2 separate regions of the Homo sapiens genome follow, and region 2 is linked to region 1. Evidence: chromatin loops called from intact Hi-C (ENCODE). Cell type or tissue: Calu3. All regions are shown on one strand. Links, peaks and the distances in the headings refer to the core of each region. The heading gives the core; the rest is flanking DNA.

Region 1 (8,341 bases), core at 298-8,297:
CAGCAGGGATGAAATGTTAAAATAGCCACAAGTGCAGATATTTGGGAATAAGATTGCCTAAAACTATAACTGAAATAACAACAGGTTAAACTGGATTGTTACTGTCTTCACTCAAAAAAAGCCTTGTCCATCTCCTCACCTCTCCTCTGTATCCTAATTAAATATGCTAGATATGACTAACAGGGTCACCTATCACTTCTTCCTCTGCACATCATGGGGTAACATCTTCCCATGACAAAAACAAATAGGTTCCCACCTTTGAGGAAGAAGAGGTCTTTGTATTCTTAAAACTCTAGAATTTGAACAGTACCAGAATCTCAGTGGATATCTTATTAGTCAGGATAGGCTAGCTGGTGCTTCAGTAACAAATAGCCCCAAATCTTACTGGCTTTTTAAAAAAGGTATGTTTAATGTTTATGCACCATGAGGTTTCAATTGGGAGTTCTGCTCTGCATTGCTCATACTCTGAGACCCAGCTGACAGAGCTCCCACTTTCTGGAACATTTCTGGTTGCCATAGTGGAAGGAAAGATGAGTAAAGAGAATGGGGGATGTGTGCATCCTGGCCATTAAAGTTTGGTCAGAAGTTACATGTATCACTTCCTCTAAAACTTTATTCCCCAAAGCAAGCCCCATGGCCACATTTACCTACAAGTGGATTTGGACACAAAATTCAACCACATGCCTGTAAGAACAGAATCAGAATATTTATGAAAAGCCCAAGTAATTATAATTTAGAGTATCTAGAAGATAACCCAACATGAAAACAAAGCAAAACTCTTGTGGTCCTATAGTGAAGGTGGTGGTTTGACTATGTCTTTTCACAATCCAGCAGGTTTGTGAATTTAGAGTACCACACACTATTATTTCACAGTAAAATGCCAAGAGCAAAACCTGGCATTTAACAAGAGTCATTATTACTATTACTATTATAATTATTGCTATTACTACAGAATTATTATTGTGATAAGTGGGAAAAGACATCGAGGGGTATGAAATGATTACCTAAGAACACACAGCTAATTAGGAACACAGTGAAGATGAGAACACACATTTATTGAATCCAAGATGGGAGTATTTTTCTCTCAACTCATCCCAATGCATAGGAAAGACATAATCAAACCCATTGGATTGTGAAAAGACATAGTCAAACCACTGCCTTCAATATAGGGCCACAAACGTTTTGCTTTGTTTTCATGTTGGGTTATCTTCTAGAGCAGTGTTCAGCAAACTCTTTCTGTAAAGGATCAGACAGTAAATATTTTTGGCTTTGCAGACCATATGGTTTCTGTCACGACTAATCAACTATGCCGTTGCAGCACAAAAACAGCTACAGATAATATCTAAACAAATAGGCACAACTGTGTTCCACTACAACGTTCTTTACAAAAACACACAGCAGAATGGATTTGGCCAGCGAGCTGTTTGCCAGCCTCTGTTCTCGAGCATCCTCCAGTGGGGAAACACTACTTAAGGGAAAGTCTAAGAAGAAGGGAAACAAAGAAACCTTAGTGTGCCCCGGTTTCCTCTAGAGTCAAAAGCCCACCTTGTAGGGTGATGGTGAAGATTGAACAAGCTGATACATGCAATGCACTTAGAGGAGTGCCCGGCACCTGGTAAGCCCCCCAGTCACCTCCATGAATGGTGATTTCCCCTCACTGAGCGTCAGCCACTGTCCTAGGTGCTGGAGGTTCAATTGCAAACAGAACAAAGCTCCTGCTCTCCTGGAACTGATATACTGATCCAGCAAGTCAGACAAAGAAACAAATAGACATGTAAGCTATCAGGAGGTGATAAGGGCTGAAAAGGAAAATCATGCAGGGTTAAAGGTTGGCTAGGGGAGATGAGTTTAGGAAGTTTTATGTAGGGTGGGTCAGGGAAGAGATTTTGAGCTGAAGACTTCACGAAGGGAGGAAGACAGTTATGCAGGTGTGGGGAAGCATGTTGCAGCACACGTGCAAAGTCCCTGAGGCCAGAGCCTGCAGGCAGATCCTGGGGTGAGGCGGGTGTGGTCCCAGCAGCGCAGGGTGGAGGAAGTGATTCCTGAGGAAGATAAAGTGGAGAGTTGAAAAGAATCTGAAGAGGACAGGGATGTGCCTTGGCAGGGACTTTGGATCTAATTCTGCATGAGTTGAGAAACATTATTCGTATCATTTACTATAATAATAATTATTATTCTGTGCCATCAGTGCTCTTTTTTCTTTTGCTCACTGATTCTTCACTTTTCCACCTTCCTACTCCTTTCTCACTCCTCCCCCTTTCCTCCTCTCTTTCTACATCTCTGCCTCCTGCTCTGTGCTCCTGCAAGATCCTCTTTTTGCCATTTTGTAATCCTTCTTCTTTTGGGTGACACATAGCTCTGTTGGCAGCACCTGAAACCAAGGACGTCACTGTCCCTGGGAATAATGGAAGGGGAAGCTTGGCCCAGCTCAGGGCTTTCCAGAAGGATTTAACTTAATTCCTCAGACACTGGGCATCAGACAGAAAAGGCTTAGGGAGAACAAGATGAGAATTAAAGCAAAAATCATCAAGAATATTTTGTTATTACATTTTAAAAAGATCCTAAAACATTTAAAGACATATGCAAGTTGTATTGGGTTGGTGTGAATGTAGTCAGAGAGATATGCATACATAATCAATTCTTTTTACGCTTTTTGCAGTGTGAGTTTGTGAGTGGGTGTATGTTTATCCCAGGATTCAGAGAATAACAAATTTTTGATTACCAGGACTAATGGATGTGACACAAATATCCCAAGTAGCTGAATATTAAACAGTGATTTTTGCAGACGTATTTGCAAGATAAGCTGTTGTGTTTTAATTAAACAAATATATGTGTATATGATGGTGAATCTGTGGGTATATATACCATAGAGAGAGGGGGAAATGGAAGGTGGGAGGGAAAGAGAAAGGGAGAAGGAGGGAGAGGGAGAAAGAGGGAGAGGATATGCACAATATGACCTGAAATCCTGCTGTGCTCACCAGTTTGTGGCAGCATCTGTCCATAGGAAAGGACTTTAAAAAAATTGTGATGGGAACACTTAACGTGAGATACATCCTGTTAATAAACATGTAAGCATATCATGCATGAGTGTTGATTACAGGTACAATATCATGCAGCAGATCTTTAGAGCATGTTCATCTTGCTTGACTGAAACCTACACCAGTTGTCCCCCTCTCCCCTCTCCCACAGCCCCACCATTCCATTCTCTGATTCTATAGAATTGATTATTTTAGATACTTCATTGATGTAAATCCAGGAAGCACTTTTTTTAATTTATAGGAAAATCACCTGTGGGCCAGTGGCTCTTGTGTATCTTCTCAAACTCTAATGTGATATGAACCACCAGTGGAATCTTATTTAAGTGCGGATTTTGATCCGGTGGGCCAGGAGCAGATCCTAAAATTCTGTGTTTCTAATAAGCTCCCAGGTTTGGCCTACAATACAGTCCCATGGGCCATAGTTGGGTAGTATAGTGGGATTTTTAATGTAACAGTAAGCTCAAAAGCTTTAGTTACATTAAATATCTATTTTATTGCATTAAATGGCAACATTTATAATAATACAACTAGGCCAGAGGTGGGCAGATATATCATTTCTGGAAGAGGACCTCTGGAATTTCTAAAAAGAAGAAGATTTGGTGGAAGTTTCCAAGGTAAAGTTATTTGATTTGGAAAAATGTGAAATATATGGGGAAAGATTCCAAATGTGTTTCCAGTGTTGGCTGAGGTGTCCAGATGTTTGGAACCCAAATAGACACTGATAAATTCTGCCAGGTTGGGCCCCCTGGTCTGAGCAAGGTGTGAGGCCTGTTTGCAAACCTATCTGACAAAGCCGTGCTGGGAACTGACTCAGGGCAGGACCCAGTAGCTTGTTAGAGCTTGTTGGCTTTGGGTGCCATCTTGTGGCAAGAAGCAACAAAAATTTTTAAAATCCAGAAACAATCAAAGGTTCTCACCTATGCATGATGTTGTGTTAGGTACTGTAATTAAGAACAATAAAAATATTACATATCTAAATTGTATAGTTGAGACCCTTGCTAAATTCAACACACTTTGCTTTAGCCAACATTGTATGTCTACTCTTGTCTGCTGTGTGGCCATGGGCAGATTGCTTGATGTTGCAAGATCTTGAGTACTAAATCCGTAAAATGGGAGTAATTAAACTACCTCATGAAATTGTGGTGAATATCCCACCCGTGGAAGATGCTTAGCCCCAGTGACTGATACGAGCTCAAAAGGAAGGGAGAAAAAGTGGTAGCAATGATTATTAATGGTTGTAGTAGAAAAATAACAATTATTAGAAAAAACATAATATTTTATTATTTCCTTTTTAAAACAAGGAAAATAAGATCTAGAAGTCAAGTGATTTATCCAAGGTAATAAATCCAGTGTCAGATCTAGATGTCAAATATAGGTCTTTCTACTTGAGACAGTGGAACCTTAATTACAAGGTCGTCTTCATTGTATGCGTTAGTCTGATAAGCTAAAAGGAAAGTTATGTAAGTCGGCTTTCACTAGGCTATGCGCAGTAACAAGTCACCCCAATACTTCAGTGGCATACACCACACAAAGATTTACTTCTTGCTTGTGTTACATGAACTTTGCAAGTGGTCTGAGCCATGAATGCTCCTGTCAGGTCTTGCTAGGTGAATACAATTTTGGGAGGAAGGGCCAAGGGAGGTATTAATAATAATGTTCTATGGTGTGTATGTCAACATCTTAAACCCCTTCAAAGTCTGAAAGAAATCTTCTGAGGTCCTACAGTCAGTCCATTTCCAGTGCGCCCCTTCTACAGGTGGGAAAGGAGGCCAAGGGAGGTATTAATAATAATGTTCTATGGTGTGTATGTCAACATCTTAAACCCCTTCAAAGTCTGAAAGAAATCTTCTGAGGTCCTACAGTCCATTTCCAATGTGTTCCTTCTACAGGTGGGAAAGAGGCTCAAAGTAGACAAGCGGCAGCCTCAAGGTTATGAAAAGAGACAGATCATGCCCTGGGAAGTGCTCCCCTGTGAGAAGTAAAGAGTATTATCTTGGTGCCCCATTACCATGAGCCACTCCCATGCCTGCTTTCCTTTCTACCTCACTGTCTCAGCCTCAAGAAAGGGACCCTTATACCATCAGTTTATTAAAGTGAAGGTTTTATCCAAGGGTGCTGGCTATTAGTGGCTTTAAATGCAGCAGTTCCTGTCCCAGGACTGGGGATGTGGCAATTTAAATTTAATGATCCCAATGCTTCATCCTGCCCCATAGTCACATCCTTTGTTAGGTAACTTTGCAGTTTCTCCTGCTGGAAGCAAAGTGTACTCCACTCTTTGACTTTGGGCTTGGCCATGTGACTTGCTTTGCCCAGTGAAATGTTAGAAGGTGTGATGCAATCAAAGGCCTGAATTGCACCTGCAGGGTTCAACTTTTATCCTCTCTATGAGAAGAAGATGCTCCTAGAATCCTACTAATCCAAGGATGAGGGGAGATAGACTCATGGGACAGACCTGGAATCAACCAGCAGCTTAGAGTCCAGCCCAGTCCAGCCTGGATCAGCCACCCCTTGGCTGACCTGCCACTGTGTGGGAAAAAAAAAAGTTTATTTATGCGACTGAGTTTTGAGGTTATTCGTCATAGAGCATTTTTATGGCAATAGCTTACTATTCGGGGGTATCCTTTCAAAACTCATTATGCTTGCTCTCTTGTCATTTAACTTCCTCCTAAAAATAGAGCACCACAAAAGTTGTAGATAATTGAGGACTCAGTTAATAGCTTCTGCTTATCAAAGCTTTGTGATGGCATGTCACCATTTCCAACAAAAAATTCACAAGCCTTGTAAGAAGAGAAAAATTTTGCATGCATGTTCTAAATCTCTGACAAAAAATGTTAGAAGGGAGAGATTAATTGTTACTCAGAGTTTTGGTTTGTCATTTTTATTTTCCATCATACAGTAGCTGTAAAAGACGAATGAGACAAAGAGGAGCAGAAAAGTGAGAGTATGAGGAAAAGGAAGAAATCTAGGGGAAAAAGAAGAGAGAGGAGATGGGGAAGAGGGTGGATGCTACTGGGAGGGAAAATAAGAAAAGGGTAAAGGAAGCCATGGCAGAAAGGGAAAGAGGCCGAGAGTTCTCATGGAAAATCCAGGGAGTTGGAATGGGGAGAATGATGGTGGGTAGAGACTTCTCTCCACTCCATGGACACACACAAGCACACACATGTACATCACCCATACACATATCTGTTAGGCAAACAAGATGCATATATAACATAAAAACTAAATTTCTAAACTGTATTTCACAATTTATGTAGCTGATTTCATGTACTTCTATATGAGGGTTCTTCAAAAAGTTTGTAGAAAATGGGATGAAAAGATAAAAATTAAAAAGATAAGCTTTATTTCCCAACATAAGCTCCATCAAGGTCAAGACACTTTTGTAAGCAATGATACCAGCCATTTAGTCCATCCCCAAGAGTCCTTGGGACTGAGAGTCCTTGGGACTTAACCATATCAATGCAATTTTTTTTTATGTTAAAAACTCAAGAAAAGTAGGTGGCCTTTAAAGGTTTTTCAGGACTAGGAAACAGAAAGAAGTTAGAAGGAGGTAAATCAGAAATGCAAGGTGGATGCCTAAGGATTTCCCATTGAAACTCTTGCAAAGTTGCCCTTATTGACAAGAGGGGAGAGCAGGAGCATTGTCATCGTGGAGAAGGACTCTCTGGTGAAGTTTTCATAGGTATTTTTCCGCTAAAGCTTTGGCTAACTACTTTCTCAAAACACCTTTTTTTTTTTTAGACAAAGTCTTGCTCTGTCACCAGGCTGGAATGCAGTGGCACAATCTCGGCTCACTGCAACCTTCACCTCCTAGGTTCAAGTGATTCCCCTGCCTCAGCATCCCGAGTAGCTGGGACTACAGGCATGCGCCACCATGCCAGACTAATTTTTTGTATTCTAGTAGAGACAGGGTTTCATCATGTTGGCCAGATGATTTCCTGACCTCCTGATCTGCCCACCTCGGCCTCCCAAAGTGCTGGGATCAAAACACTCTTATAATAGGCAGATGTTACTTCTCTTTGGCCCTCCAGAAAGTCAACAAGCAAACTACCTTGAGCATCCCCAAAATCTGTTGGCATGATCTTTGCTCTTTGATGCTTTTTCTTTGACTGGACCCCTTCCACCTGTTGGAATCCACTGCTTTGATTGTGCTTTGTCTTCAGGACCATACTGCTGAAGCTGTGTTTCATCTCCTGTTACAATTCTTCAAAGAAATGCTTCGGGACCTTGATGCCACTCACTTAAGCTTTACATTAAAAGCTCTGCTCTTGTCTGCAGCTGATCTGATCTGGGTATGTGGTTTTGACACCAATCAAGTGGAAAGTTAGCTCAACTTTAATTTTTTAGACAGACTTGTGTAAGCTGAACCAACTGACATGTCCATGGTGTTGGCTATTGTTTGTGTTGTCAACACTGCCAGTCCTCTTCAATTAGAGCATAAACACAATGAATTTTTTCCTTGTGAATTGATGTGAATGGTCTGGTGCTGTGGGCTTCATCTTCAATATCATCTTGTCCCTTCTTACAGCAAGTTATCCACTTGTGAACTGCTAGTTTCTTTGGGGAATTATTCCCACAAACTTTTCACACAGTATCAGTTATTTCATTATTCTTTCACCCAAGTTCCAGCACAAGTGTAATGTTTCTTCTTGCTTTATTTTAGCAGGAATCATGTGGCTCTGATAGAGAGTCTTTTCAAATTGGTGTCTTATGCTTCTTAGTACCTCAAACTAGATCCCCTTTAGACATGTTATGACAAGTTACTGGAAGCTTATTTTGGTGCAAAAAAAAAATTAAATCCATGCATAATTTTAAATTTTTCCATGAACTTTTTGAAGACCTCTTGTATTTCGTGTTGCAGTACACTTCAAACAGTTATAATTGCCCACCTTGGGATGTTATGTTGGGACTTGGCAGGTTATAACATGAGGAGTATGGGCTCCTACTCACTGCTTCCCCACTGCCAACACTGGTGATACTGAAAAGTGACTACTGAGATGAAAGGTGATGAGAATAGGAACGGTAGGATGGGAGAAGAGGGAAAGCAGAAAGCAGGAGAAAGAGGGGCCAGGGCAGTCACAAGAGAGTTAGGGAATGATGCTGTCCCACCAGCTGCCTTGCTCTCCTAGTTGCCAATCCAGGTTCAGTACACCCCCAACCCAGTGTCCCAGACCCATGGTTGGGCTGGACTTCCTTCTGCAGGTGAGTCTGGGAGCTTTCCATGGGTTTACAGAGAGCTGGCTAGATGGCATGACCATCTTTTTCTCTATCATGTCTGAACCTTGTTTGCAAGATCTTGGTTTGCC
Region 2 (8,341 bases), core at 78-8,077, 200 kb before region 1:
CCTCACGAAGCAAGGCTTGCGTAAAGAAAAGTTTTCTATTTGTTCAGTGACAGCTATCACAATGAAGACAGAGAATTGGGCTCTCTTTTTAAACAATTTTGGAACGGGGAATGCATTGTTTCTTCTCAATCCTGGCCTGGGAGAAATCACTATTGTGAACAACATTGCTCGGACCCCAACATTCTCACTTGCAATCTTCATGCCAGCTACTCTATAGTTCAGTAATATACAAACCCACCGTCTCCTCACTGTCACACTTGAATGTTGTGAATGTACTCTTCATTCCTATTGTCTCATGAGCTGGTTTAGAGACAGGCTCTGTGTCATATTTACCTTTCGTCGCTCTCCCTGCTGCCCCGCTTCCTCTCCCCCAGCCTTTGAATGTAGCACATTGCTGTGTTAAAGTGTCCAAAAAGCACTCATCAAACAACACATCCCTCTTACCCTAAATTCAAGAGTAATTTGAAATGCCTGATAAGAATTCTTCAGAGGTTCAAACGTTACATAGGAGTGGCCAAAGAACTGAGGATACTGGATAACAATATCTGAAGAAGAAAAAAGACAACACAAAAGAATGCTATTTCCTCACTTCTTCAAAAGCAAAAATCAATATACAACGTTGCCTGAATATCATTAAGTGAGAACCCTCACTAATCTATTCAACTTCGCTATCTTCTTTTCTATACTTTTTATACCTACAACTCTCATTCTTGGAGACTTTGAGCTTCTGAAATTCTTAGGAAGAAGCTGCATTTTTGGAGACCGGCACTGGCTTTCCTAAGAAGAAACCAATGGCATTAGGGCCACTGTCACTTGCCCTCAGCTATACAGGCCTTTGTGTAATATAAGTTGGCCCAGTTGTTATCCTTCTTAACCCTCATGCATAAGCTTTAACTGCGTATTTTGGTAGAGATGTGATTATAGTAAAACCTACCTCTCTAAGATAGTATCAGGATGATTTATTGATTGCTTTAAAGGGACTACACATTTGGCACACATAGAAATAGGGCTGCTGTCTACTTAGAAGCAATGAAAGTTGCCTCACAATTTGCCTTGTATAGTTAATTTAATGACCAATATGTGGACGAAGGTACTTATCTTGGAGAAGGGACTAGAAGGAACTATGTTTGGACCACAAAACTGCCCTCTGGCTGTCAATGGTGCCAATTCATCACCACTTCTTCCTCTCCCCCAAGGGCCTACCTTCTGAGCAGCTCTCACCACCTTTGCCCAGGGTGCACTGGCATCGCGAGCCCCCCCAGGTGTAGTCATTGACACAGAAGCTGTCAGCAGAGCAGAGAGTTTCATCACAAGGCATGTCAAAGAGCCTTGACATTATGGCCACACCATTCTTCCCCTTTCTCTGTATGGGAATGGGCTGGGGAGCCACCGTGGTCACAGGGAGAGATGCTGAGGTAGGGGGGATGAGCCTAGAAATGGTCTTTGGGTTAGATATAGACATCTTCTTGCTTTCCACCAAAAATTTCTTATTCCCTCCTTTGGTAGCAGGAAGTGGTTTAACCTAAAGCCAGAGAAGGAAAGGGGTTCAAGATGAACACAGAGCATGGCAATTGGACTGTTTTATTTATAGTTGTTGCCTAGTACTTGAAAACATGGTCACTTCCAAAAACCCTAGGATGGAGATGGGGAAGACAGCACTGACTCTAATTTATGGACAAAGAGCTTGATGGTCAGGGACTTATAGTGCTTTTCCTTGTATTACTCAGAAAATCAGCAGTAAAACTGATATTACATTATTTATTCTTATTACAATATGATGAAGATGCATGACTTTGTCAAGGAATTGTTCATTTCCTTATAATACTTGATTTTCTGAAATTTCCCTTGGTGGGAAATAGAAATATGTTTTTGCCAGATTGTGAAGTCCGCAGGCAGGAGCTGCCTATGGAACATCAGGATGGCTAGTACTTCCCTACTACTGATTTATCAGCACCTGGAGACTGATCATCAGACAAAACAAATCAGTGTTAAAAGCAAATGGGCACATTTAAGTTTTAAGTAAAATGTTTATGGTCCATTGGCTAAATTGTCTTGTTCGGCAAGAAAACACAAACACCCTGGGTTTTAAGAGCAGAGATTATTGTTACCTCCTCAAAGGAAATATCCAAATCTAAGTCGTCTTCAAATCCTTCATCATCCTCACCAGCTCCCATGTCGGTGATATAACGGGGTCCATAGCGGCCACTTCCCGCCTCCTCAGGGCCTTCACAAAGAAAAGCAGCACACCCTTCATCAGCACAGGCCTTCTTTGCACTATTGTCTAGCCTAACTCAGCCACAGGCAGAGCTGTACCGAATGGAACGCAGTGTATTGGAAACATAACAATGAATTCAACACAGAAAAGGAAGCGTCAATGACCAAAAGATATAAAAAAAGTTTCCTCTCATAAGTTACTAAGGAATTTCCAACTGAAACCAGAAAGAGCTTCCATTTTATACTGACAAGACTGGCAAAAATGTCAATCAGATAATAAAAATATTACTAAGGACGGGATCAATGAGGACTCATATGGTACTTGTATAAACTGGTCCAGTCACTTTGTGAAATACTTGGAAATATTTCATAAAGTAGATGTTTGTTCATACCTAGCAATCCCATCCCAACTTACAAAAGCTGGAGAAACTCCTGTACCTGTGTACCAAAAGGCGTGTTCAAAACAGGTTCATAGCATCAGAATTTGTAATAGTAAAAAATACTCCAAATATGCTATTTATAAGAACAAACAACATCCCAAATGTCCATCAACAAAGAATGACTAAATTATTTATAGTATATCTATAGAATGGAGTACCATATAGTAGGGGAAAGGAATGAATCATCATTTAATATATCAACATGGCTTAATCTCACATGACTTCATACAAAAAAAATGCAAGTTGCAAAAGAATGCATCTAGTTTGATGACATTAATATAAAAGACAACAGCAAACAAAACAATATATTACTTAGGGATACATATATATGTAATTTAAACTCTTTAAAAAAGCAGGACAAACACATAAATACCCAAGGGAAGATAGAAAAGGGATGTGAATGAGGTGTGATTCACAGGGGCCTTTGAGAGTATTCCATCATATTCTGTTTCTTAAGGTAAGTGCTGGGTACCTGTAAATATTCATATTTTTTATATGTTGTATATATACATATATATACTTTTGAAGTACAAAGTATTTCACTAAAAGGTCTTTAAAACAAAAAAGGGAGATTATAGTAAACACTCCCACAACCAAAAAAAGGGGGCCCTATAAGGTATCTTGGGGGTCATCCATTTCATCCATCTTAGCAGGACAACTAAATCTTTCAGAACTGAAAGGTGGGTGAGAAAACCTCTCAGACGTCAATACAGAGCATCATCTTTTGGGGAACATTCAGTTGGCATTTTTATTCAACTGTCATCCGCAGAATCCACTGATCCACAGCGCTCTGATTTAGGTTGCACATGGGAAACACTCCACCAGGAGGTGGCAGCCTTTTAAAGAGCGGCTCCAGGGCACCTGCATGTCCTCACAGTGGATTTGGGCCAGCACAGGTATTAACTTGCTGCCCTCTCTCAACTGAAAAAGCCAGGCACCAGCCTTTAGGGCAGTAACAACTTTGGCAACAGAAACTGGCTTTGGTAGGATGCTGCCACTCATTAGTTATTAGACATCCAGTGTTTGGATGCCTAGTGGAAAAGAAAAAGGAAAAATAACATAAAAAGCATAAAAAACATAAACTAAACTTAAAGACATTTTGCTTTCAGAATAAGCTAAGTCATGCACCATTCTCAGGAAGACAAACTCACCCTCCTACATTGTCTGTCCAGGCTGCTACAACAAAAGTACCATAAACTGATGGCTTGTAAACCACAAACATTTATTTTTCACAGTTCTGCAGGCTGTGAAGTCCCAGATCAAAGGGCTGGCAGTATCTGATGAGGGCACAGATGGTGCCTTCTCACTGCATCTTCACATGGTGGAAAGGGCAAACCAGCCCCTTTGGGCCTCTTTAATAAGGGCACTGATCCCATTCACAAGGACTCCACCCTTATGATCTAAGTACCTCCCAAAGGCCCCTCCTTGGGGGTTAGGATTTCAACATATGAATTTGAGGGAGACATAAACATTCCGACCATAGCACTCCTCCAAACAGAATAGCAATCAGATTGAAAATGGAGTGGAAGGAAATGGCAGAAAGTCATTTTTGTCAGGGGGCGTGCTGTTGACCAGAAATCAATCTCCTCCCAGACCAGACGAGAGAAGTGCAGTCAGCAGATGATGCAGATGACCCAGAGACAGGGTGGAGTGAGCTGTTCTCAGGGGTTCGGGCACTTCTTGGTGGAGGTGGGATAACAAAGGGGAGGCGGTGTTCTCATCCCTTCCACACCAATTCCCCAGTTTTATTTAAAGTAGTCCACCTGTCAACTGAAAATTCAACCTGTCGATGCCAGATTTATACCTGGATGCATGTTCTCTCAAGCCACCTGCATGCAGCGTATCTGTGTGCCAGATGTCTTCACACAAAAGGCCCTTGAGGACAGCTCCTTCCTCTTGTCTCTATCTTTGTACAGCAAGCAGTCCCCCTTATCTGTATTTTTGCTTTCTGCAATTTCATTTACCCTCGATCAACCACAGTCCAAAAATATTAAATGGGAAATTCCAGAAATAAACAATTCATAAGTTCTGAGTAGCACGATGAAATAGCACACTGCCCTGCTCCATCCTGCCTGGGATATGAATCATCCCTCTGTCTGGCATATCCGTGCTCCATATGCTCCCTGCCCCATGGTCTGCAGCCGTCTCAGTTGTCAGATTCACTGTCATGGTATCGAAGTGCTTATGTTCCAGTAACCATTATCTGACTTCATAATGGCCCCACAGTGCAAGAGCAGTGATTCTGGGATTCAGATATGCCAAAGAGAAGCCATGAAGTGCATCTTTTAAATTAAAAGGTGAAAGTTCTCAACTGAATTAAGGAAAGAAAAAAATCATATGCTGAGGTTGCTAAGATCTATGGCAAGAATGAATCTTCTATCTGTGAAACTGTGAAGAAGGAAAATGAAATTTATGCTAGTTCTGCTGCATATATAGGGTTCAGTATTATCTGCAGTTTCAGGTATCCACTGGGAATCTTGGAACACATCCCCTGCGGAGAGGGAACTACTGTATCTATCTCTCTCGGCCCCTCTCTCTCTTTCTCTTTCTCCCCTCTGTCCTTTCCCTCACTCTTCATTTCTATCTCTGCCTCTCTCACATATTCAGAATTGTTAGATTCCAGAAGAAGAAATCCATTTGGTAGTAAAAGAATTATACAGCACATACATAAAGCAAGCTGGCTTTTGTCTTCAGTAGTTTGGTCTCTCTCCTTCCAGGCTGTTCTTCCTTGCCCTGTGCACCTTATTAACACATTCTCAACAAGGTTAAGATTCTCTTCATCTTTATCCTATGATTTCCTATCTGAAAAATCACCTTCAGTGACTCTCCACTGCCTACAACATAAATTCTAGGCTTCTTGGTCAAGAATTCAAGGTTCTCAATTAAAACAGCTCCTTTTTTCCTCCTTCTTCCCCCATCACCATGATTTATTGAATTCTACTCCATCTCCTCTTCTTATCAGGTACTATTGGGTGCTTAACATGATATATTTCTAAACTTTTCAATAATCTTACAAGGTAAGTATGACTAATCCATTTTATACATAAGAAAACTGAGTTAAGAGTAGTTAAGTAATTTACCTAAAATTGAAGACTTTATAACTGGCTGAGCTAAACTCAAATCCAAGGTCTGTCTGGTGACTGCTCTCCTAATCGCCTATTGCAGAAGAAGCCACTGTGGAGGTAGAAAGATCCTAGAATTTGAGAAAATTACCATATGTTGATCATTCTTAGTGTGCCAGGAGCTTTTCATACATCGCTTAAGTTAATCCTCACAAAATACTATAAAATTGGTGTTATTACTTCCATTTTACCAAGTGGAGATATAGACACAGAGAGATTAAATAACTTGCTCAAGGCAGACAGATGGGGAATGGCAGGGCTAGATTTTATCCTTGGTCTCTCTTTTGACTACATCATGCTACTTAATCTGAATCCTAATTATGTTTTCAGGTTTTTGTTGTTTTTTAAAAAATACTCTTTAAAAGCTATATAATAGCCAAACTGGCCTGCCAGTTGTCTCCTGAATGCATCTTGTATTTTCTTACCCTAGGATTTTGGTTAATGCTTTTTCCCATTGTCATCTTTTTCCCACTCCTATCTCCTTACACACAGCCTACCTATTCTCCCAGAGGGCATGCATTCTATGGAGACAGAGCTGAATGTGTGCCATCAGAAGACCAAAATCAAGCGACATTTTAAAAAGAAAACAGACTCTTCTGGGAAAAATGGTGACTCCACAAAGTAAGAAGCCACCAAGACTTGTAGGACATTCCTTCATCTTCTCCTGGATGGGGCAACCCAGCCATGGATATATGCCTCCAATCAGCATAAATGCCCATTGCTTGATAAAGTCAACACACGTGTAAGATGGTATGTAGATCTTCTGGGCTCCTGGCCTTAGACTCTTGCCCTTGTGTTTACCAACTCGATTGTAAATCCTTTGAGGGCAGAAACCATATTTTAGATTTCTTCATATCCTTTCCCTTCCTCCATGTCACTAACACTTCATGTACTCAACAAAGGTCAACACCTTTGAGAGGAGTGACAGGAGACACTCCCACAGTGCTGAACTATGTCCTGCCCTTGCTCAACATGGTGGGACTCTGCCTCCCAATCCAAAGACCCCGAAAACTGCCACCAATCCTGTCCTTTTCCCCCAAATGAAGCTAGAAGTAAGAATGGAAAGAGATCTAAACACCATCCAGCCCAATCTTGTCATTTCACAAGCATGGAAACCGAGGCCACAGAAAAGAATTGACTTAAAATCAAGATCATGCATCCCATTAGAGGAAGCTCTAACTCTAGAATCAGATAATATGACTCTAGTTCAATGTCCATAAGACTCTATTGCACAATTTTTTTTGGCATCAAGTATCTAAAGATAGTTCAGTCAGAAGAACCTGGAACCTAGAGAAGCCAAGGGTTAGAGTGTAGGTGGCTGAGATCTCTTACTGCCCCTCCATCTGCTCTAGGAAATTCTGTTTCTTGAAGGGAACTCCTCAGAGAAAAGGACCACAAGCAAATTGCTGCTGCTACAAAATGATACCATAATGAGAATGGAAATAATCCTGGATTCTCTGCTCATTTCGACAAGTAAAATAAGGCACATATTTTTCAATGGATAATGTTCTTTGGTCTCTGTAAAAATTGTTTCCGTTTTGACACTTTTTGTAACCTATTTCTTTGAAACCTGAGTTCACTCAGTTTGGGGAAACATAGGGTACGGAAGAAGAAGGGGAAAAGGAATATGGAATCACAAGGATTTAGAGTCAAAGTAATTTTAACTTTCATAGAGAGACCGCAGGGATCAGCTAACACAACAAGCCCATTTTACAGAGGAGTCAACTAAGGCTCAAAGAATCCATGAGACTCGCCCAGAGAAGCAGCTCATTAGTGGCAGAGTTGATCTAGAATTCTGGGCTCCTGCTGCTGCAACCCAGTCCTCTTTGCAGCATCCCAAACTCCCTCTCTCATAATAATCCAGGATAATAGTCATTTCCCATTTTTAATAAGAAGGAAATGAGCACAGAGAGAACCAGTCACAGCATGATGGAAGAAACCTGGAACTAAAGCCTCACTACTTCTCTTTCCTGACTGCCCCGCCACCTCAGATCCCAAATCCACAGCTTACAGGAAGTTTTTACCAATGTTATTTCTAAGTGAGCACAGAATGTACGGTCCAAGCCAGTGATAAGAATTCTCCCTGTAGCCTGGGGTTATTGTAATTAAAGTGCATAACTTATCTCTTTCTACTTGGTACTTTGTTAATTAGGAAAAGAGAACATTAAAAAGGAGACATTTATTAGAACCAGAATAATCAAACCACTAGTTCAGGGGTTATTAAAAAAAGTTAATAAACAAAACACAAATTTTTGTTAATAGATAAAAGGGTGACTTTTATTTTATAAAAAAACCTGTGCTTTGTTTTAATAAAGGCATCACAGGTTTTCTATAAATAATGAGTTTCTCAGCTATATCAACATGATGTAGTTGGAAATATCGGTAGTCATACAATCCAAATAATTGGGAGAAGGACATAAATGGCTTGGGTGACCTTGAGCAGGCCACTTCATCTCTCTGGGTCTTGTGTTTTCCAATAAAATAAGGAGTAGGATTAGACTTGATGACCTTGAAAACCTTTCCAGCACTAACATTCTGTGATCCTAAAAGTCACCCTTTTAATTT

What was found. A loop is a pair of places that touch in the nucleus more often than their neighbours do. Peaks named below come from ENCODE experiments on the same cell type or tissue, not always from the same donor. Only the 100,000 strongest peaks of a DNase experiment are listed, where the experiment ranks them.
Region 2: it touches region 1 in a loop (26-fold over the local background); 15 of 110 quality-filtered maps call a loop at or near these places.

Annotation. Positions count from the first base shown.
Region 1 is chr5:38,204,522-38,212,862 of GRCh38, reverse strand. No RefSeq gene overlaps it. Among named protein-coding and RNA genes, the nearest start is that of EGFLAM, 50 kb to the left of the region's middle. In Calu3, for the core only: no CTCF peak of the experiment used is centred there; a DNase peak (open chromatin) is centred at 3,862.
Region 2 is chr5:38,400,009-38,408,349 of GRCh38, reverse strand. It overlaps EGFLAM (EGF like, fibronectin type III and laminin G domains), which reads right to left. Exons shown (of 22, transcript NM_152403.4): 7 at 2,109-2,224; 8 at 1,204-1,522; 9 at 445-545. EGFLAM-AS2 (EGFLAM antisense RNA 2) reads left to right here and starts at 4,879. Exons shown (of 3, transcript NR_102750.1): 1 at 4,879-4,951; 2 at 6,269-6,526. In Calu3, for the core only: a CTCF peak has its summit at 3,493 (motif pointing right); a DNase peak (open chromatin) is centred at 3,489.